Regions from separate parts of the Mus musculus genome. Here all the other regions are linked to region 4. Evidence: chromatin loops called from intact Hi-C (ENCODE). Cell type or tissue: heart. All regions are shown on one strand.

What was found. Peaks named below come from ENCODE experiments on the same cell type or tissue, not always from the same donor. Only the 100,000 strongest peaks of a DNase experiment are listed, where the experiment ranks them.
Region 1: a loop joins it to region 4, with 5 times the contacts of the local background. A loop is called at or near these places in 5 of 42 quality-filtered maps.
Region 2: it touches region 4 in a loop (2.1-fold over the local background); 9 of 42 quality-filtered maps call a loop at or near these places.
Region 3: a loop joins it to region 4, with 6 times the contacts of the local background. A loop is called at or near these places in 12 of 42 quality-filtered maps.

Annotation. Positions count from the first base shown.
Region 1 is chr6:85,408,686-85,412,685 of GRCm38, forward strand. No RefSeq gene overlaps it. Among named protein-coding and RNA genes, the nearest start is that of Noto, 13 kb to the right of the region's middle. In heart, CTCF peaks have their summits at 2,229 (motif pointing left) and 2,428; a DNase peak (open chromatin) is centred at 2,296; H3K4me3 peaks cover 849 bases; H3K27me3 peaks cover 2,283 bases.
Region 2 is chr6:85,331,445-85,335,444 of GRCm38, forward strand. It overlaps Sfxn5 (sideroflexin 5), which reads right to left and starts at 1,978. Exons shown (of 14, transcript NM_178639.4): 1 at 1,864-1,978. The coding sequence starts at 1,971. Rab11fip5 (RAB11 family interacting protein 5 (class I)) reads right to left here. Exons shown (of 6, transcript NM_001003955.2): 6 at 3,518-4,000. In heart, no CTCF peak of the experiment used is centred here; DNase peaks (open chromatin) are centred at 1,137, 1,667, 2,017 and 3,007; H3K4me3 peaks cover 2,430 bases; H3K27ac peaks cover 1,930 bases; H3K27me3 peaks cover 569 bases.
Region 3 is chr6:85,389,534-85,393,533 of GRCm38, forward strand. No RefSeq gene overlaps it. Among named protein-coding and RNA genes, the nearest start is that of 4933423K11Rik, 17 kb to the left of the region's middle. In heart, a CTCF peak has its summit at 2,499 (motif pointing left); no DNase peak of the experiment used is centred here; H3K27me3 peaks cover 687 bases.
Region 4 is chr6:85,260,588-85,264,587 of GRCm38, forward strand. The region is part of intron 9 of Sfxn5 (sideroflexin 5); the gene reads right to left. Among named protein-coding and RNA genes, the nearest start is that of Sfxn5, 71 kb to the right of the region's middle. In heart, a CTCF peak has its summit at 2,426 (motif pointing right); a DNase peak (open chromatin) is centred at 2,637; H3K27ac peaks cover 567 bases.

The DNA.
Region 1 (4,000 bases), 150 kb after region 4:
ACAGTATGCCCCTCTCTCTTCCTGCCATGACCTCTCTCATTAACTACTTGTAGAGCTACCTGTGTCTGTCTGGCTTGGAGCCTCTGAACCCCCTGCCTTCCAGAGTGAGGGTTTGTAGTCTACCTTCTAGCAGGCCAGCCAGGTCATTGAAGGTGTGTTGAAGTCTTGGTGGTGGTTTGGGCATCTCTCCAGCTCCATAATGAGCTCTCAGGGTGTGGAACCCACTGGCACCCATGAGTACCTGTACCCTGTACCCATCGATGGACAATGTGGTCGGGCATGTCCTCCTCAGCCTGGGAGGAGCCGCCATCATCAGCAAATCAAGTCCGAGGGTGTCTCCACCCTTCTGTCACCTCCCTGCTGACAACCTTGCTGTCCTTTCCAGGGACAGAGAGCCTCAACTGAAAAGGATGAGGGCCCCCACTAGCCTGCGGCCCTAGGGAGCCAGCAAAGCGGCCCAGCGCACTAATCCTCTGGCTGCAGCTGGCCGGGCTTGGCGGGGATTAGGCCGGGAAGGGCGCTGACCAGCCTGAGGCATCCGCGTCCTCCCGCGACTCAAATGCGGCATTTGAGATGCGGCGCGCGCCCGCCTGTTTGCTCGCGGAGCTGGCCTGGGGCGGGAAGCCGACTCGCAAGAGTATCAGAGATTAGGGGGCCCGCTTCAATCCCCTGGCCGCGATTCCGCCCGCGGGTGCGGGCCGCTGTAACCACTGGTCCCTGGGAGGGGGACACCCAAGGGAGACGCCGAGGGGCTCCTGCTGAGGACTAGAGAGGCTTCCCTCTTTCCAATGCCACGAAATTTGCAACTTGTCTATCCTCTGAAGTTCGAGCAGGTGGAAGGCCAACTCCCAGGGTAAAAAACGGGGTTGATTCAATTACCAACATAGGGGAATGGGAGGGACACCGGGAGTGGGGAAAGGAAGGCGGGGAGGAAGATGAGGGAAGGAGATTGGCACTGCTGCAAGACATGGTGGCACATGTTTGCAATTCAGCAGTGGGGAGATGAAGGCTGAAGGCTCAGAGTCAAGTTCAACTTACATCAGACAATTCAAGGCCAGCCTGAGCTACATGCTGTCCAGTTTCAAAAGGCTGGAGGAGGAGGAGGAGGAAGAAGAAGAAGATAGGGAGAGGAGGAGAGGAGAAACAAGGAGAAGAGGAAGAGAGGATAGTCTGGGAGAGGAAAGGGGAGCAATAAGGACCCCCCTTCTTCTAATCTCACCTCCAGCCCCTAATTTGCTGCCTCCAGGCCCAGTGCCTCTTTCCCCTTCTCACACCCCTTCTCCAGGCTGCCAGGGTAGATCCCGGCACAGGAAACCATGGTATCCAAAACACTGGCTGGTCCCCAGTCCAGCTCTGAGTTCTTGGTGTCCTGAAGCCTTCAGCTTCCTTTGGTCCTGGTCAGAGGTGTGTTTCTTAGTCTTAAGTCAAATTTCTGACAGGTGGAAAAGACAGTCACACACTCCTGGGTGCTTTGAGACTCACACAGAAGCCATGTCCCCACTAGATCCCAGCCCCTGCTCTCTGCCCTCCTTCTCTCCCTCCCTGCACCTTCCAGGTGTGGGCTGATTCCTTCCCTGTCCTGGTGCTGTTGGCTCCCAACCTATTCCTGCAGGCAGCCCTCCAGGTTGTCTTCTCCTCAGTGATCAAAGGAACAAACAGTGTCTGTCTCCATCTCAGCTGTCCAGCAACGAGGTGTCCTTAGCTTTCTCCCTTTCCCTTCAGGCCATATGTTAGGTTTTCTCAGGAGTCACACAGGGACTCCACCTTGCCTCACTCTGACCCCCACCTTTGGGAAACACAGATCGTGGCAATCAGTCCTCTCTCCGTGGAGTTCTAAAGTCTTTTTTCTTGCTATTCGGAAGTGCAAACTGATCAAATAAATCTGTGCCTAGCTCTGTACTCTCTGAACTCTTCATGCTGGTCTAAATTCCTTACAGAGTTGCTGCGGTTGGGTTCCCAGCTCCCTTATTCTCTGCTGCTCTCTGGGCACAGGGGCCTGCCGCATCTCCTACCCCATGAGAGCTTCATCTCCCGTAGCTTTGACCTGTAGGCCAAAATGGTCCCAACTCCTAGACTTCTGTGTGAGGGCCTGTCCCTCCAGTCTCATTCCCTTCCTGTCTAGTTACTGTGACTGCAAGATCCCGCCGCTTTGGAAATTAGGCGCCCCCATCAAGCGGTCTGCGGGCGCCCTCTGCCGCCCGCTGTGAGAGAGGACATTCTGCATAGGCCTAGCCCTGCACCCTTATTGGGTGTTTTCTTGAGTTCTGGCTGGAACAAAACCTGGGAGCGCAGATATTTCCAAAACAAAATAGTATGTCCGTCTAAAGGGCTCAGTACCACCTGGTGGTATTGTAGAGAAGAAGAGAAGGTGTGTGTGCGGGGAGAGGGGAAGACCCTCTGTGTGTGTATTGGGGGCGGGGATGAATCCAAGGAAGTGGTTATCAGACAACAAAAAGCTGGAGTTACAGACAGTTGAACCACCCAATGTGTGTAACTGAATAACTATTGTATGCAGACAGGTGGCGCTCTGAAGCAAGACTGTATACAATCAGGAATGGTCTGAAAGTTCACCTGAAACAATCAGACTAATCTTTGATTAACTGTTACTAGGAAATAATTACGGAGTAACTCTGGCCAAAGACAAGCCATGGGGTCCTTCTTGGTACATGTGTGCAGCTTGGGTTCTGCTGCAGGTCAAGTTTTCAGGTGTTTTTTTCTTTTTTTTTTTTTTTTGGGTTTTTTGGTTTTTCGAGACAGGGTTTCTCTGTATAGCCCTGGCTGTCCTGGAGCTCACTTTGTAGACCAGGCTGGCCTCGAACTCAGAAATCCACCTGCCTCTGCCTCCCATCCCGAGTGCTGGCATTAAAGGTGTGCGCCATCACGCCCGGCTGTTTTTTTCTTTTAAGATGGAGGCCGGTTCCAAGATGGAGTAGGAATGGCCTCTCAAAACCACCACACACAAGTAGACTTTTTTTTTTCCAGGAAAAATAATCCAACTGGGGCTGGAGAGATGGATCAGTGGTAATGAGCGCTCGCTACTCTTTCAGAAGTCCTAAGTTCAGTTCCCAGTACTTACAAGATTGCTTATAACCATCTGTAACTCCAATTCCAGGAAATCAGATACCTTCCTCTGGCCTCGGTAGGCCCAAGGCATACATACATGTGCCCAGCATGCATTTAAGCAAAATATTCATACACATAGAAAATGATCTTAACTGGATGTGTCTGTCTCTTTCTTCCTCTCTCTACTTAGCTCCTTAGCTCCTCCACATAGCCACTGGACCCAAAGAATAAATATTGCAAGTTGAAGGAAAACGCCAGATCATAAGACCCGGACCCAGAAGTGACACTGCGCCACTGATTCCGCTCTCTAGTGATGAAAGCAAGTCACTGGAGTTCGCTCGCCCAGCACCCACGTGAAAAGGCCTGGCACCTCCATCTGCCTCGGCGGAACTCCTGGGGCTGGGGGATAAAATGCAGCTCAGTGAGAGAACCCACCTCGAAACACCAGGTGGAACAACGCAGAGTATGGGGCTGAAGTCATGTAATCCCGGCATCTGGAAGGCAGAGGCAGGCAGATTTCTGTGAGGTCAAGAATAGCCTTTTCCGGCGGGCGTGGTGGCCCACGCCTTTAATCCCAGCACTTGGGAGGCAGAGGCAGGCGGATTTCTGAGTTCGAGGCCAGCCTGGTCTACAGAGTGAGGTCCAGGACAGCCAGAGCTATACAGAGAAATCCTGTCTCAAAAAAACAAAAACAAAACAAAACAAAACAAAAAAAGAATAGCCTTTTCTATGCAACAAGTTCTAGGCCAGCTAGGGCTACATAGAGATATCAAGTCTCAAAAAGCAAAACAAAACGAACCTTTGGCTTCCGTAGGCACATGCACACATATGTACGCGCATACACACTAAGTATGTAAATAAATGAACGTAAGGGCCCAAGCTAGACTGCTGAATGGGTAAGGGACACAGCCACATTGGTTCATGGTTCCAATTAAGG
Region 2 (4,000 bases), 71 kb after region 4:
TTAAGACTCTAGTTCTTGGGTGGCAGGCTGAGCTGTTTGCAGAGGGAGGAGCAGGTGTGGAAGAAACAGACGTTCTCAGCACCGGTGACTCAGACCTGCTCAGCACCCTTTCTTATCAGACCACTAGGATGCCAACATTGGAGGCCTCTGCAGAGGCCACTGCATACTCCACAGATGTGAACAGCTGCAGAAACTAATCCTCCCCAAACACACTCCACAAGAGTGAAGAGCCCAGGGCAGGAAGCCAATACAAGGTACTCAGTAAATGTTGGGTAGATGGATGACCCATGAGCCATCCAGATTCCAGATACCAGACACCAGACATTGGGGGAAAAGCCCTTACTCAGTTCGTGTTATTAAAAACCCAATTGCCTGGGGTAAGATCAACAACCACTTTTTATCCGGAAAAGGACCTAGGGAATACTTTGGAAGAGTAATCTGCATCTGCGAGGCTCCCACTGGGGGGTTCAGAGCGGAGTTTGGCGTTCTTGATAGGACAACTGGGGTGGGGGTTCCAAAGACAGCAAGTGTTTCCCAGTCGGGAGTGCAGGCTTACTTAAGGATGCGTAGAATGGGGGTGGGGACAAATGGAGGATCACTCAAGGTTAGGCACAAACACCCCTGACAGCGTCTCAATATTTGGTGGCATTTTACACTAGCTGGGACATTAAGTCTCTCCAGATTCCTCCATGCAGAGACATGTCTATTTTTGAAAGAAAACAAGTCCTATTTTAAAAAACTCTAGGGACGTATTCTCAGAAAGCTTAGTTCGACGAAGTTGGGGGGGGGGCTGAATTCGGAACCATTCTCACTTCTAAACCCAGCCACATCCCACCTTTGTAGCATTTTCTTTCTTCCTTCAAAGTTTTCTCTAGCACATCTGCTGTCCCCACTCCTGGCAAGCCCAGGGTCACTTCAGCTCTGGAAGCAGTCTGAGGGTCTGCGGCGTAATAACTAAGCTCCCATGCTCCTGGCTCACAGACCTGGACCTCCGGTTCCATGGCCGAGTTAGTGATACCCGGGTTTCTTGGGTTGGCGTGTCCCCAAGTAAGGTTAATCATAGTCACGGTGCACCCTGAAGAGCCCAAGCGGGTGTGGATGGGGGCCAGCGCTGCGCAGCGGCCGGGAGCAGCGCAAGTAGGACTGGGGCGCACTTGGGACCCTTGGGAGGAGAGCTCAGCTTCGGAGAATGACACAGCGTTTCCCCGCACCGGGCTCTCTCCGCGTTGTCCCAGCCGCATCCCCGCAGAACGCACTAGCTGTCCGGCTGGTCTCATCACTGAAGCCCCAGGCCCCCGGACAGAGATCAGGTCGCTGTACCGGTGCACGCGGTCCCATCCTAGGGCACACGCAGCACCTTGCTGGAGGTTGAGGAACCGGAGCATGACCATGGGGCGTGCCCAGGGAGTTTTGCCCGGAGACTGTCCCGCAGCTCACAAGAAAGGTCAGTCCCACTCGGGGAGAAGTTGAGGAGCATACCGGCCACACCACCGGCCCATGCATCACAAGACGGGAACTTTGCGCCTAGGGCGCATTTGCCAGAGCGACCCCTTCAGAGCCGCTCGGACCCTGGACCGCGACCCGCGTGGCCAATCATCGAGCGACTAGGACGGGGGCTGTGCCAGGGCGCGGGCATCCGCGGAATGACTGTGCCACCCGCCAATAGGAAACCAGAGAGGGAGACCTCGCCCATCCTGTTGCCCAATAGGAAAGGAGCGGCTACAGCCAAGGTCCCCGCACTAGCTGTAGGCTCTGGTGGCCGCGGGTTGGAGACCCTCGAGCTGAAGTGACTTTGCAAGAGATTTGGCTCCGTGCCCTTCCCTGTGTCTCCCTTCCACCCGCTCGTCGCATCCCGAACCTCACCTGCTGGAAGCGGGGCTTGCCCAGCTGGAAAGGGGGCGCATCTGTGGAGGCGTTCGGGGCACTGGCCGCCGCGGACGCCGCTGAGGCTGTGGTTGCTGTATCCGCCATGGCCACTGACGCCCGCAATCTCCAGCCCTTTTAAAATGTCCCTCCTCGGCCCCCGCCACAGTTGCCTCTCCCGATTGGCCGTGAGCAACCGCAGCGAACCGGGCGCGCAGGGGCTTCTGGGGAGTGTAGTTTTCCCCTGCTCTGAGCCTGACAACCTCAGACTGCAGAGAGTTGCACCCACGCAGACCTGGTCTTAGTTCCTACCGCTAAAGCAGCAGGCGTTTGCAGTCCTGAGAATGTATGCAAATGCATGTGCGGATATACGTGTAGGCCTGAGTCTTAGGACAAGGAACCCCTACAAACGCGGACACGACCCGGGATCAGACAAGCAAGGACTCCAGGCAGAGTGGGGTTAATTCGGATGGCCTTCAGCAAGGAGTCGCACTGCGGGATTTTCCTACCGTTTCTTCTATCAAAATCCTGGCTCCAGCCATTCTGCCACTCTCTGAAACAAGCCATGCTCACGCTGCTGTGACCCTTTAACATTCTGCTCATTTTTATCATGGCCTGAGGCGATTCTTTTTATAGGTTCCGCATACGCGTTCATCCGTTCCATCAGCCTACTTCCACAAAAATCCGCTTCCGGATTTTGTACCACGCAGCACTCTCTTGCCTCCTTGCATGTAACTCAGGCTAGCCTGGAACTATGTAGCACAGGCTGGCCTCAAACTTGTGATCCTTCTTCCTCTGCCTCCCAAGTCCCAGGATTACAGGTGCCAGCCAGCAGACAAACCATGAGCTTAAATATCTTTCCTACTGTATGGTGGGGGAGGGGGATGGATAAATCTTCAGTGCAGATATAGGAAGGTTGACACTAGGTACTCAAATGCTTTGGGTGACTTAAATATCCAGAGCTTAAGCATCCTGAGACCCTACTTCTTTTGATCTAAGGAGGTTTGGTCCAAGCCTAATTACTGAGGACCAGCAACAGGGGTGCACCAGGAGCTGTAGAGAATACCAAGGTAATAAACACCTCACCCCCACCCCCTGCAGAATGGCACCAAATGGCAACTGCAGCCCCAGCTAAGTGGTGTGGTTATAAGCCACACTGGGCATGGAGAATGGGGAGTTGATGGTTTCACCCAGGACATAACTCCTTGACTCTAGGGGAGCCTCTGTCTCATGGTGGGATTCAGAGCTAACTTGGGGTTGCCCTCTTGTCCTTCTGGACACAGCATGAGCCATTGGTGGCCCAAGGGCTCATTCACTCACTGATAGCTGACCCACATGGAATAGAACTCACAAATGACCCAAAGAACAGTTCTTATTTTTGGTTTGTATCCTACCTTTCCTTACTGAACTCAGTGGCTTCAGGACAGAAATCACAAAACTTGCCCTCTTTATCCACTCCCCCCACCCCGCCAGGCCCAACACTCAGTAAATATGCCTGTGATCAGTGCCCGTGAGCACAGGCATCCTAGGCACACGGGCCATGAGGCAGTGTTGCCTGTGATTTCAGAGCGGTAGCTCTGTCACCTGAGAACCACACTGCCCTCTCCCACAGGCGGTCTCCTTTGTCCGCTCATTTCAAAACAAACACACAAGCTGGCTGCGGTACGTGATCTTTTTATTCTTCATAAAGTGCTCAAAACATGAAGAACAAGCTCTTTATAGACAGGAGTTTCAACTAGGAGGACAAAGGGCAGAGCAGAGCTGTGCCTGCTTGCTGCCTGTCTGGCTGCACTCTGCAGTATGTGGTAAGGATCAGACAATGAACAAAACCCTGGCCTCAGTTCAGGACCTCTCTGCAGGACACCCCTGCCCTGGCCATGTAGAGAAGCCAAACAGCAAGGATGGATGAAAGATGAGAGAAGGGCTGGGACTAATTAAAGCCCAGAGGAAGACCTAGAAGAGGGACTCAGTTCCTCAAAAGACACCTCCAACACCCAAGGACTGACCCTACCCCCAAACTCTGGGAACTGGTGGCTATTTTCTCATCTCTGAGTTGACCTATAGTTGGTAACTGCACAGTGGTGGACCCCATTGTGGTTCATCTGCTCTATGCTGGCAGAAGACTGACGTCATCCAC
Region 3 (4,000 bases), 130 kb after region 4:
ACATGGCAGAGAGGCTGGTAAACTATAAGGAGAAAACCTATCACTCACAAAAAAAAACATAGAGGTCAAATTATATAGTGATTTAATAGAGGAGGCACCATTTAGCTATACCTGTATTGATTTATTTGCTAACTATTTTTTCTAGAATTTTCTGTCTTCCTGAAGACTGCTCCTCAGCAGGGTTTTTGCACCTGTTTATTGGGCTAAGCACAGCTTTTGTTTATTCTGACTGTATCCTCAATTCACCTTACTCGTCAAAGCTAATTTCGCTGAATGTTTAATTCTAACATGGTAGCTATTTCCTTCTCATCCATTGAGGATATTATTCTACTATGGTCTGTTTACCCTTGCTGGTAAGAAGCCTGTCAGCTCCATAGTTATTTCTTTGTAGATGGTGTGACTTTGCTTTCTAATTGTCTGGAAAAAAAAATCCTTTTTGTTGTAGAAATTTTCAAAAACCCTAAAGTAGACAGAAGAATATAATGAGTGTTTTCATTTTCAATATTTAGTTTCAAAAGTTGTCAACATTTATCTCTATTCTGCTCCTCTCCCCACAGTCTTTTTTCTCCTGAGGCACGGTTTCAAATAGCCCAGGCTAGCCTTAAACCCCATATATAATTGAGGATGACCCTGTATTTCTTTCTTCTTCTTCTTCTTCTTCTTCTTCTTCTTCTTCTTCTTCTTCTTCTTCTTCTTCTTCTTCTTCTTCTTCTTCTTCTTCTTCTTCTTCTCCTTCTCTTCCTCCTCCTCCTCCTCCTCCTCCTCCTCCTCCTCCTCCTCTTCTTCTTCTTCTTCTTCTTCTTCTTCTTCTTCTTCTTCTTCTTCTTCTTCTTCTTCTTCTTCTCCTTCTCCTCCTCCTCCTCCTCCTCCTCCTCCTTTGTTTATTTTTGTTTGTTTGTTTTGTTTTGTTTTTTGAGCCAGGGCTTCTCTGTGTAGCCCTGGCTGTCCTAGAACTCACAGAGGCCCAAAGCACTGGGACCAAAGTGTGCACCATCACTGCCCAGCTTGACCCTGTATTACTAATCCTTGTATCTTTATTTCCCAAGTGTTGGGACTGCAGACAAGTACTGCCATGCCTAGTTTACAAGTTTCTGGAACTCAAACCTAGTTCTTTGTCATGCTAGGCAAGCTCTCTATCAACTGAGTGACATCCCTAGGTCCCAATGACATAAACTATTACTCACAAACACAAAACTATGTCATGTACATGGTGGCATGCCCTGTAACCACCACTCTTTGGATACTGAGTTAGGAGGATTGCTGAGAGCACAAGATGTGAGTTCAGGATGGCCAGAGATGCAAATGTATCAAGGCCTTGAAACAAACTAGACAGGGATGTGCCTGTGTGGGAGCCAGTTGTCCTCCCTGAACGGAGGGAAGTGAAAACCAAGGGTCCCTACTGCCTTTTAGGTTGGAGAAAAGAGTCTTGTTCCAGATGGAGGAAAAGATTAAACACACACACACACACACACACACACACACACACACACACATTTGTTGTTTTGCTTGCTTGGTTGGTTGGTTGGTTTTTGTTTTTGTTTTTTTTTCCAAGACAGGGTTTTTCTGTGTAGCCCTGGCTATCCTGGAACTCACTTTGTAGACCAAGCTGGCCTTAAACTCAGAGATTCTCCTCTCCTCTGCCTGCCTGGATTGAAGGAGTACACCACCACCTCCCACCTTACACTGGCTTTTTTTTTTTAAGACAAGGTTACACAATCTAGACCCAATTGACCTTGATTTTTGTTTGTTTGTTTTTGAGATAGGACCTCATTGTGTAAGCTATTGTCCTGGAATTCACTATGTAGACCAGGCTGGCCCTGTGCACTACCACACTCAGTTTCACCTTGAATCTGAGACCCTCCTGCCCTAGCCCGCCACATGTTGAGATTGTGCATGTGTGACACTGATATGTAGCTTTCGAAAGTTTATAATTTCTTTTCTTGAGACAAAATTTCATGTAACCCAGGCTGGGTAATAATGACCTTAAACTCCTGATCGTCCTGCTTCCTCCTCCAAGTTCTGGGAGTATGGACGATGGATGGAGTGAGCATCTCCAAGGCCAGCTGCTGCTGCTGCTGCTGCTCCTTTTTTTTTTTTTTTTTTTTTTTTTTTGGTTTTTCGAGACAGGGTTTCTCTGTGTAGCCCTGGCTGTCCTGGAACGCACTCTGTAGACCAGGCTGGCCTCGAACTCAGAAATCTGCCTGCCTCTGCCTCCCAGAGTGCTGGGATTAAAGGCGTGCGCCACCACCGCCGGGCTCCTCCTCCTCCTCCTCCTCCTCCTCCTCCTCCTCCTCCTCCTCCTCCTCCTCCTCCTCCTCCTCCTTATTGGTTTTTCGAGACAGGGTTTCTCTGTTATTGTGTGGTTATATCGAACTTTGAACTCTACTTCCAAGGCACCAGGTTCGGCTCAGCATTTTCGGTCCTCTAGGTCTCCAGACCTTTTGCCCAAGTTCTCTCTGCATTTAGCTGAGTGCGCCCTCTGCTGCTCACATGCAGAACTCAAAACTATAAAGTCTATGGACATTAGCACAGGCAGTTCCCCGCTTTTTCAGGGTTTGGGACCCCACCTCACCCCCACTCTGTCTCTCCAGGAGAATAAAACTCTTTGCCTTGGCCTGCAAGCCGTTGCTAAGTTGAGTCTGTACACTCTGATAACCATCCCTCTTCCTCGGCCCCTGGTCGTCTCCTCTGCCCCAAATTCTCCATGCAGCGCAGAGTTGCCCTCTTCCCTTGCTGTCCTCCCCACTTCTGGCTCACAAGAGTCAGAGTGAGAGTGGGCTTTCAGGACTTAGATGGAGATGGCCCTTCAGGAATGAATAAAGGGATTGCCAGTCACCAAGCCAGATTTCTGGAACCCACATGAAACCAGAGAGAACCAACTCTAGAAAGTTGTACATACACACAGAGAAGGGTGGGGGAGAGGAAGAGAAAATAAATACAATACAACTTTTACAAAAAGAAAAAGACAAGGCTCTTCTAATGAGACCACAGCACATGCCAACCAAGAGGCATCCCTCCTTCTCGGTGTCAGGAGAGACCCTGAGAAGCCACACTTCTGGAACTAGGAACCGGGGTCCACATTTCCCTGTAGCATCTTTTAAAAAAAATACTTATTAATTATATGTAAGTACACTGTAGCTGTTTTTAGACACACCAGAAAAGGTCATCCAATCTCATTACAGATGATTGTGAGCCACCATGTGGTTGCTGGGATTTGAACTCAGGGCCTTCAGAAAAGCAGTCAGTGCTCTTAACCGCTGAGCTATCTCTTCAACTCCCTCCTGTAGCATCTTTGTTTGTTTGTTTGTTTGTTTGTTTGTTTTAAGACAGGGTCCCTGTTGTGTTAGTCTCCAACCATAAAACTGTTTTGTTGCTACTTCATAACTGTAATTTTGCTACTATTATGAATCATAAAGTAGATATCTGATATATAACCTCTGTGAAAGGTTCGTTCAACCCTCCGCCAAGGGGTCAAGACCCACAGGTTAAGAACCACTGCTCTATGTAGACCAAGCTGGCATCGAACTCACAGAGATCTGCCTTCCTAAGCACGGGGGTGGGGTGGGGTGGGGCTGCCCTTGCCTTACAGAGAAAACAGTTACATCTTGCCTAAGCATGGCTATGCATTCTGAGAAATGTGATTTGGGTGAAGTTTTGGATTATGTGAACATCTCAGAGTACACCGACACAAACTAAGAATGCCGCAAAAACACTGGGCTAAGCTATAGATTTTCAAAATTATTGCCACAGGGTCTTGCTGTGGGACTCACTATGGAGCCTAAATGACCTTGAGTTTCAAAGGATCTTTCTACTTCAGCCTCCGAGGTGCTGGAGTTACAGGCTTGCGTTGCCATGATCCATAGGATATATAATCTTATAAGGCTACCTACCATTGCACAGAAGTCTTAGAAACAGCCTAGCCTCCTGTTTCATCCGTTGTCAGCAAGGAGTTTAATGTCAAGATTCTGCCACACAGGGTAGATGAGATGGCTGGCAGGAA
Region 4 (4,000 bases):
CTTGGTTCTGCAAGGCCTTCAGAGAGATCCCAGGTGGGCTAATGCCAAAGCCATCTCTCATCTTATCTGCTATGTCCTTCCTCAAACTGGACACACAACTTGGAGACAGCTCTGTTGGGACAGGCCTTAGCACAGCACCTCTACAGCTTCCACCCCACCCCAGGGAAGGTTGTCTAATTCAGTCTCACCTTTGCCCAGGCGTCGGCCCCTGCTACCAGCTGGAAGGCTCCTTCCTATCTTTGTAATTTTGACTCCAGTCTGGTCTACATAGTGAATTCTAGGCCAGCTAGGGCTACTTGGTGAGATCATGTCTAAAAACATAAATGAATAAATAAAAATGAAATTAAATTAAACATCTTTAATGCGAGTCTTTTTTTTAAAGGTGGATTGGAGCCCTAGCAGGCTTCTTTGGCCAGGGCTGTGGCTCAGTTGGTAGAGAACTTTCCTAACCTGCTTGAAAATCCTGGTTCAGACCCCAGCACTGACTAAACCAGGTGTGGTAGCACATCTGTAATCTAGCCCTTAGGAGGTAGAGACTGGAGGATCAGGAGTTCAAAGTCCTCTTCAGCTGCTTTGAGGCCATCTTGGGCTATATGTAAGCATGTCTTGAAACAACAAAAACAATAAAGCATAAAAAACCAAAAGATCCTGAAGAGATTTCTTTCTGGACAGGAGTTTCTCAAGGCCCACAGGGAAGCCACCCAAGCCTCAGCGACCTGTCCTGTTTCCAGGCATCTTGACTGTAGCTCTTCTGTCTCTACTTGTGCTCACCCCGTGACCTCATTCCCCACTGACTTGTAGGCTCCTCCCATGATCCAGTTTCACCCACCCCGACCCCAAGGCCTCTGAGCACTGTTACTGTCAGGCCTCACTTTCAACCTAAATATCAGACCACTTCTCTGCCTCAAGGTGCTCCCCTAACAGTTTCTGGAAGAACCTGGAACTGGAACTTTATGTGGTGTGTGTGTGTGTGTGTGTGTGTGTGTGTGTGTGTGTGTGTGTGTGTGTGTTTGCCATGTGCGCCTGTGTGCTCATATATCAGTGGATGTGTTCCCATGTGTTCATGTGCACTCCTGTGTGTGTGTGTGTATGTGTGTGTGTGTGTGTGCCATGTGCTCTTGTGTGCTCACACATCTGTGTGTGTTTCCATGTGTGTGTGCTGCACGTGAGTGTATCTGTGTATAGACCAGAGGACTACCTCAGACTTTGTTCTTCAAACAAAGTCTTCAAGGCCCACAGGGACTTGCTTTGTTTTTGTGTTATTTGTTTGAGATAAGCTCTCTCACTGGCCTAGAGTTCACCAAGTACGTTGGGTTGGTTGGACAGTGAGCTCCAGGAATCTGTCTGTCTTCTCTAGTATTCTCTAGGAGCCACCATGTGTGGATTTTAAATTTCAATCTAACTTTTACTTATGTGTGTGTGTGCATGCGCACACATGCATGTGCACTTATGTATGAGTGCCTGTGGAAGCCAGAAGCGGGCCTTGGAGCTAGAGTCACAGAAAGTTGTGAACTGCCCCAATGTGGGAATCAAACTCTTGTGTCTAGAGGAGCAGCATGTGTTTTTAACCAATGAGCCATTTTGCAGGCCCCACACACAGCTTTGGATGTGGACTATAAAATCAAGCACAAGCTTGCAAGAAAGCAAAGCAAGCAAGCACTTTCACGAGCTGAGCTAGCCCCCAGCCCAAGGCCAGAGCTTCCTTCCATGTATCTGTCGGTCTCCAATGACATATGTGTTTGCCCTTTTACACATCTCTGAATGAAAATAATATATGCATCTGATAACTGAAGAAAAAAAAAGAAAAAGAAAAGAAAAGAAACCCATCTCTCCCAGCCAACACTGAGTAGTAGTACCAGGGCCCAGGGCTTGCCTCTCTCACCCACCCACTGAATTCTCAGTATGTGGTAAAATGAGTCTGGACTTTGTGGTGCTTCTAAAATAAATCAAAGTGAATGCTGTCTGAGGCATGAAGGCAAACAAAAGCCTTGCAAAGCACTGCATCTACCTTTGCAAACACTGCACTTGCCCAGGTCTGTGGGCTACCTGAACTGCTCATTATAGTCAACTAGGGGAGGAGGCCCCAGAGGTCACCAAAGCATCAAAGCACACCTGACTGAACCAGGGGGGGTGAGCAGGAGGTAGCTGGGTAAGAAGGGGCGGGGGAGAAGGGAAGAGGGCTCTGCAGAGACACAACCATGTAACACTGGGTTGTTTGCAAGGTTCTGTGAACTCTGCAGCACCTGCCAGTGGAGTCTAAGTGGCCCTAAAGAACAATGGATACTGGCAGGAGAGATGGCTTGAGACCAGACCTTAGACTTCTCTTGGGTGACTGGACAATAATGTGCCCAAATGATCCTGCATTTGTGTGGGTCCCAGAAGGCAAAGGGTGGGTCAGGAAGTCACTGAAGTACCACAAATACCCACCAGAGGGCACAGCTTTGTAAACTAAACCTGGCTACCAAGTGAAGGTTAAATGTCTTCTGGCCTCAGCCAGCCTGTTGCTTGGCAATGAGCTCAGGGGCAAAAGAGCAAAGGTGAATGGGCTAGTTAGTCAACAGGTGTCACTCCTGTCACCTCCAGCTGAGACTGAGGGGCTTATCTGCTAGGCCAGGGGTCAGGCCTAATGCCTGTTTGATAGGGACCACTGTGCTGGCTGCCAGGAACATTAGGCCCTCTTCCTCCCAAGAATGGATTCAGGGCTGCTGCCCAGGTCTGACTGGCCACTGCAGCACCATCTGCAGGCTTCTGGTACACTTCAGATTCAGCTACTGGGTCTCTGCCATGGCTCCTCCAACCCAGAAGTCATTTGATAGGAAAGCAGCCTGGCGACCGACCGCCTGGACCAGGATTCGTGGGTGCCACTGTGCCCCAGCTATCCTGGGAACCCTGAGGAGAACAGAGGGCCTGGCTATGCCCTTGCTGCACAGCCAGCCAGCCAGATCTTGTCTTACAGGAGGCAGGGTATGCTCCGGATCACGATACTGACTTAATGGTAGCCAGAAGACAGAGGTCCAGAAACCAAGTATGAAGGTCGATGGTAGATCTAAGAGCTACCACTAATATCCACTGTTCTCGGGGTGCTTGTGGGGGGACCTGCCTACCAAGGGAACAGTAACATTTTCTCCCACCTAGAAGCTAAAGCGCTGCTTAGTTTTTCCCATCTCAGCAAACCTGTGAATAAGCCTGGGCTGCAGTACACAGGCTCGGGGCTCTTGGCTCCAGTCTGTGCTCAGTTTCCCCAACTGTAAAATGGAACTGAACCAGCATAGTGCCAGTGCTTTGTAAGAACTGGCCATTGTTACTACCTGAGTGGCTGATTACTAATCTGACCATCAGAGGCATGTAGAGTTGCCAGCAAGCAATGAGAACCAGAAGGTTTCCCAGGCCTCTCCCTGCAGACAAACACTGCAGCCAACACAGAAAGGACCTCTCGGGGAAAGGAGGTCTGCATTGTTCTTGAAGGAAAAGCCACTGCAGCTAAGGCTTAGCTGAAGAGGAAAGACTCAATCAGGGACAGGACATGGAAGTAGCTCTATCATCAGGCTCCACCAACCTACCCCTGACAGGTCACACAAGATATCAGCCCTGAGCCCTCCTCCCCAAGCCCAGGTCCATCACCACCCAGGAACAAGTGGTCAGTGGATTGCCTCTGTCTTCTCTGATTTCTGCCTAAGACCCTGCAGTGGCCAGTCTGGGATTCCTGGTGTGGTATTCCTGGCCCCTGATGACTGCTGCTATCCACTACCATTTGTTACAATCAGCATTACTCTCTACATGGCAGACACACTTCTGAGTGTCTAGTATCTATTCCCATCTTTCTGCATGCCGCTGTATCTGCTGTGCCCTCTCTCTGGGACATCCAGCCCTGCCTTCTGTTGGCTTTCTCCATCTGTCCAATGTGTCAGCCCTGTGACTGACTGTGACACCTCAGGGGCAGCACCACCATGGCTCTGACTGCCTCAAGGCTCGCCACTCACTCTCCTGGCATCCTAAAAGC